Regions from separate parts of the Homo sapiens genome. Here region 2 is linked to region 1. A link is a loop called in an ENCODE intact Hi-C map of the cell type or tissue named here. Cell type or tissue: transverse colon. All regions are shown on one strand. Each heading gives the region's core, and the rest is flanking DNA. Links, peaks and the distances in the headings are about the cores only.

Region 1 (3,217 bases), core at 351-2,850:
CCAGGTTGGAGCTCCACGTCTTCCATTATTTCACAACACACAGCTGTAAAATTAGCTGTAAGCAATAGAGTAGCCAATTTCTTTCCGGCCTTGTTATACTTTGTCTACACCTGATCAGGACCTGAAGTGAACCCCCATGCAGAATTCTGCCCCACTCCCAACACCATATGTAGCTCTCTCTTCTTTGATACCTTAGTCCACAAGTTCCAGACACATTAACACCCTGGAACTCCAGTCTTCACCCCTTCAGCTCAGTGACATCACTGCCCACTGTGGGCTCCACCTGTCTGCAACTTAGTAGGGAAAAGTACCTACCTGCCTTGGAAGGTCCTAATGAGGAAGCCGGAAAAAATGCAGAGCTCACCATTCTGATCCTTCTATTGCGTAATGCTTGGAAATAATATTACATAGTTTGCTTCACATAGTTTTTCCAATATTATGGTTGTAATGGTTGTATACAAAGAGAGAATAAATCCAGTGCCAGTTAAAACATCTTTGACTACCCTGCTTCTCCAGCCCTTCACCCTTCTTTATAAAATATATAATCATGTTAATGAGTGCCCCGGAAAGACTTTTAGGATTTTGCTGGGATTGTGTTAAACCTATCAACCAATTTGGAGATAATGACATCTTCACAATATTACGTTGGGCATATCTCTCCATTTATTTAAATTTCCATTAATAGTTCTTTGTTTTATATGTAATTTCTAAACATTGTAATGTGCTTCCATTGCTACTATCACATACCTATTATTTAATAGACCCTTACACAATTTAAAGATTCATAGAAAGATCAAATGAAATGTCCCAAAACAGTTATCTAATTATGTTTAATACTTTTAGTGACAGAGCTCACTATAGCTAATTTTGTCAAACAATTAACCTTGCTATGAAGTTTTTCCTTATCATGAGCCAAAATTTTCCTTCCTGAAGCTCTGTGTCCTAATTTTACTCTGATTTTAAACAAATACATCTAATTCTTAATATTATTACTTAGTTTACATCATTTGCAAATTACTTTAAAAATTTTAAACTATTGTACAATTAATCTTCACTAAAAACTGGACATAAAGTGGAATTGGTACTATTTGTCCAATTTATGGGTAGAGAACATGGAAATCAGAGAGTTAAAACATATTTCAGTTCTCACAGTTGGTTAGCTAGAACTTTGGCTCTCAATTCACTATTATTTCCATCAATGCCAAGTTTAGTTTATTTCAATCTATTCTATGGAGCAAGGTGCAAGGTCACAAGAAGGTAAGAAACTGACATTAAACTTCCTAAACTTTTCTAAAACACATATCTAACTTACAAGTTATAAGCAACTTTAAACTCCTTGGATATAGTCAGACTTGAACTGATGGTCTATTGTAAAGGGAGCACTTCCTGTCTTGTACTCGTTGGTGATCTACTTACTCAACCAGCAGAAAAGACTTACAAGATTCTCTCAACATTATCTGTCTTAGTAAATCCAAGGTGACTTTAGATGCAATCAGTAATTGGTGGCACATTTAAGTTATTGGACTTATTATTAAAAAGAATTTTGAATGTGTGAGAGTAGATTGAAAATAAACTGAAGGAGGAAAGGGCATTAGCATTCATGAGCGGCCAAGAGTTTTGTGTGCTTCCTACTCATTCATCCAGCCAGCCCTGTGCGGTAGTTTGCATTATCTTTATTTTACAGATGAGGATTGTGTGCTGAAGATCAAATTCTTTGACCTAGATACTCTGACACCACAGGGACTATTTTTTTTCTCAAATTTGCATGCCACAGTGCACCAGAGAGATTTTTGAAAAGATATTTAATAAATGACAAAAATACCAGAAACTTTTACCAAATTCTGCTCTTTTAGCAATAGCAAATAAACTCAACAATTAGCTGATTGAACAAAAAGAAGAAAATGTAGAAGGGGCTAAAAAGTATTTATTCATAACATATCAGGGACTTTGCTAAAAATTGTACACATATTTATCATTGGAACACAACATGAACTTACAAAGCAGTTACTGATTTTATCTTCATTTTATAAATAAGAAAAACTGTATTTTAGAGAGTGTAATGGTTAATATTCAGTGTCAACTTGATTGGATTGAAGGATGCAAAGTATTCTTCCTGGGTGTGTCTCTGAGGGTGCTGCCAAAGGAGATTAACATTTGAGTCAGTGGACTGGAAGAGGCAGACTCACCCTCAATCTAGGTAGGCACCAGCTAATCAGCTGCCAGCATGGCTAGGATAAAGCAGGCAGAGGAATGTGGAAGGACTAGACTGGCTGACTCTTCCAGCCTCCATCTTTCTCCTATGGTGGATGCTTCCTGCCCTCAAACATCGGACTCCAAGTTTTTCAGCTTTTGGACTCTTGAACTTACACCAGTGGTTTGCCAGGGGCTCTTGGGCCTTCAGCCACAGACTGAAGGCTGCGCTGTCAGCTTCCCTACTTCTGAGGTTTGAGACTCGGACTGGCTTCCTTGCTCCTCAGCTTGCAGATGGCCTATTGTAGTACTTCACTTTGTGACTGTGTAAGTGAATACTTTTTAATAAACTCCTTTCATATATACATCTGTCCTATTAGTCCTGTCTCTCTAGAGAACCCTAATACAGAGAGTAAGTAATTTTTTCCAATTTTATGCAGCCAGCAGCAATAGGGGTGGCTAGGAGACACCAGCCTAAAACCAGCTCATTCTTAAGCCTTTGCTTTTGAGACAGGAGAAGTTCCCTTGTCCCCCTCACAGGGCATGCAATGGGGTTGTGGATTGCGTCTTCAATGCCCTGCTGCTAAAACCTCTCTGGGAACATATAGATGGGCAGGCTGTGGGGCTCCAACCCCACAGCAGTGTCTAGGGTTGAATGTTTACAGCTGAAGCCCCAGTGGGCATGTATTACAGAGTGCTCTTTTAGTTTAGCTGTCTGTAGGCAACTTGTGTAAACCAGCTCAGTTAGACCCTCTACCTTCTCACAAGGACAGAAGACTTTCTGTGTCCAGGGTTCTTGCCTTGGTGTACTGGAAGAATCAGATCACATGTGGGCTTGGAGAATGAGTGCAAAGTTTTATTGAGTGGAAGTAGTTCTCAGCAGATGGCGGAGCCAGAAGGGAGATGGTTTTCCCCTGGAGTTGGGTTATGTGGCGGCCCCAGCTTTCTTCCGACTGGCCTGGGCAAACTCTGCCTCCTCCTGCTGGTCAATAGCCTGATGGCGGGCTGGCATCTGCCAGTGTGCTCT
Region 2 (3,217 bases), core at 385-2,884, 920 kb after region 1:
AGAACAGAACATAGTTGCAGCTCAGACTCCAGGTCACTAGGAAGCTCGGCAGATCCACAGCCTGGCATGCACCTGGAGCCCATCAGCCAACTCCTCCAGGTTCCTTCCAAGGGATTCAGACATCCGGGGCAGCCAACTGATTCAAGAACCAACAGTTCATAGCTTTCCAGGCAATTTCCACAGCGAGAAGAAAAAAGGAAGCTCAAGGCCTGGAAAATAGTAAAAAGAATAGCTGCCATTTATTGAGTGTCAACTATGTACCAGGAAAACTCAGTGAGGCAAGAATTCCAATCTTCACTTTATAGATAAAAGCACTAAAGTTCAGAAAGATTAAATGACTTGCCCAGGGTTACAGAGCGAATGGCAGAATTAGGACTCAAACCAACGGACCCACAATTGCATGAGGACTGGGCTGTGCCAGTCTCATTTACTGTTGTACCCCACAGCCTATCTTGCATTGCACCTGGTGCATAGTAGGTGCTCAATAAATTTGACTTATTTAATGAATGAACAACTGAACTTCTGAATCGATCATCCACGCTTGGAAGGCGAAACTCTGCTACTCAGCAAAGGAGACTTAAAAAAAATTGCGACTTTAAATGAGTCTCAACATTCAGGGAAGTGGGGTAGGTGGGGGAAAGGGTGAGCATGCAGCTTCGCACAGATCACTCCAGCAGGCACTCACCAGCACCACCCCCAGTGCACACTCGAATGTTCCCCTAGAGGCATTGTCAAATATTTTCCATACGACAAAATAGGAAATTAGTACATGAAATGAGTGGTATATGGTACGATAGCATTATGGCTTATGTTGTTCTGTGACCATGTGACAATCAGGCATTTTTCACGAAGCTCCCTCGGGGAGCCCTTTGGTGACTGTGTCCAATCAGGCCCTGACCCTGAGGGGAGGTCCCACGGTCCTTCCTGCCCTTTAAGCATGAGAATGGAGCAGATGAGAACATCCTTACAGCCTTTCTTTCTGGGACAAGATTGCAGGTGACACAGGAGTAGATACGTGGGCAGCTGTGCCTGCCACTGCTGGAGCGAAAGGCCAGACCAGCAAGGGAGAATCTGCTGACGGACTGGAGGTGGGCAGAGCTGCTGAGGCAGGAAACACTGAGCTGCCCCAGGGTCACCGACATGGGGCTTGAGGGCTTCCTCCTAGGGAAGGGAGAAGGAAAGTCTCCCAAGGGCCATGACAGTGAGGAAAAGGGCCCCAGGAGGCCAGCTCCAGAGAGGACAGGGACTCTCAGCAGGGTGGGAGGGGCAGATGCCTGGGCAGATAGATTCTTCAGGTCTGAGGTTTCTTCTGGAAATTGCAGTGCCACTGCGTACAAGTCAGCAGCTGGGGGCATCCTCCATGATCTGGAAGCTGGGAGGAGCAGGGCAGGATGTGCGGAGAGACTGTTAGGAGGCCCCACCTCCCACAGGGAGCTCACTAGCTCTTCAAGCAAAGGGTGCACTGGCATCAGGACTTCCTGCAAGCAGGCAGGCAGCACACCAGGAGTGCGGGCACCACCCAGCACCCAGGCTGGTGAGACAGCGGCGGAGGCAGCCAGCAGGAGGGAACTCACCTTTCTTGAGTGTCCAGCAAGGCCGGCACTGTGCTAGGTGTGGAAGCTGAAGCCCCTGCACTGAGGATGGTGCAGCCCATGGGGAGGGCAAACACAGAAACAAACTTCCTACAGCCTGAGTGCAGCCTGGGCCCCTCCGCCTGCCACCTCCTGCAGGGGTTGGTGTTTTCACAGAGGGCTCAGCTGAAGTGTCCCTGAGGCACCTTCCAACCCTGCATCCTATGAGACTGCCTTATCAGCTCACCCTCTAGGATGAGGACATCCTGGCAGAGACACTGATAAGCCAAGGCCAAGGCCACAAAGGAAAGGGAGGGGCCGATGGAGGCCAGACCTGGAGATGTGGGAGCCAGGGCACAGGGCCCCAGCGCTAACTTTTGACCACTGTGGACACACACTTCAAGTGCATCACCTCAGCAGCACTGGTCCTGAGAACTCTGGGGAGATGGCAGGCAGTCCTCTGGCTTCCAGGGTCTACTCATACGCTAAGCTCAAGATTGCTGGAGCTCTGAAGGGGCTCTGTGCCACACTGCGGGCTCCTTCCACTGTTTCGGGCATAGCACTGAACCCCGAAGAAAGTTCCAGGCCTAGTTCTGGAACCTCTAGCACATCCCTGAATTTCTCAGAGCTTCAGTTTCTTCCACTGCTCTGCCAAGGGAAGGGAGTCACCTCGTCACCAAGGCATCGTCCAGGTCTGACACTCCATGACTGTGATTCCATTTGGTTTCTTTAAATCCCATTTTTACTTCTTGCTTTAGCACTAAAGCAAACTCCAGGCACTAAACTCAGGAGATGGGCCCATCTCTTTTGCCCCAAGTCCTAACACTCCAGAAAAGGCATCTGGAGCAGTCTGTTCCTTCTGATGCAAAATAAATCCACTGACACTCATCCTCCCTGGGCACCCAGGCCCAGAGCCCAGAGAACAGGCGGCTGCCTAGAGGCATCAAGGCCACCAGCCTCTTTCCCCCTCCACTGCCCTTTAAGTCCTTCCCTGGGCTTGGCTGAGGAGGCAGCAGGGAAAAGAGGCACAACTGCAGGAGAAAGGAGGAGGGCGGGTGGACGTGGCCAGACCCAGGAGGCTGCAGGGAGCTGGGACTCAGCACAGCAGCCTGGGAACTCCACTTTCAGCCTCGGCTAAAACCCCATGCCCAGAGTTCCTCAAAAAGCCCCTCAAGTCCCTCAAAGGCCCCAAAACATGCTGGGTGCTGAAGACAATGGCCTGCAAGCTTCACATGAGAAACTGAGACCCTCTGTCCCCACTCTTCCAGCAAGTTGAGGCCATTTTCTAGGAATGGTGAAGTCAAAGAAGCTGCTCTTTTCACATTACTCAGAAACACGCACTACCCCCAATCACAGATGCCAGCCATGCACAGGGGCCCGTTCTGAAGGCAGGGGCAGGTGCACCAGCCCAGGAGCCCAGAGAAACTACAGCCAGCGCTGCCTCGGCTTAGGGAACCTGCGGCCGGCTTCCTGGGTACAGCCATCGTAGGAAAGAGGGCCTTTCCTCAGCCAGCATCCCTGCCCCTTCCTCCACCACCTTCCCTCTGTGGGACTGCTCCCAGGCAGACCTGGGGCCTCAGCCAGCATGGGCAGGAACTCCCAGAGGACACGGGAAGGACTCCTGAGGTGCGGACTGGAGGTATGGG

Evidence for each region. Peaks named below come from ENCODE experiments on the same cell type or tissue, not always from the same donor. Only the 100,000 strongest peaks of a DNase experiment are listed, where the experiment ranks them.
Region 2: a loop joins it to region 1, with 26 times the contacts of the local background. A loop is called at or near these places in 1 of 110 quality-filtered maps.

The regions. Positions count from the first base shown.
Region 1 is chr2:7,655,492-7,658,708 of GRCh38, forward strand. No RefSeq gene overlaps it. Among named protein-coding and RNA genes, the nearest start is that of LINC01871, 69 kb to the right of the region's middle. In transverse colon, for the core only: no CTCF peak of the experiment used is centred there; no DNase peak of the experiment used is centred there.
Region 2 is chr2:8,579,839-8,583,055 of GRCh38, forward strand. It overlaps LINC01814 (long intergenic non-protein coding RNA 1814), which reads right to left. Exons shown (of 6, transcript NR_110257.1): 2 at 73-209. Among named protein-coding and RNA genes, the nearest start is that of LINC01814, 2.3 kb to the right of the region's middle. In transverse colon, for the core only: no CTCF peak of the experiment used is centred there; a DNase peak (open chromatin) is centred at 1,553.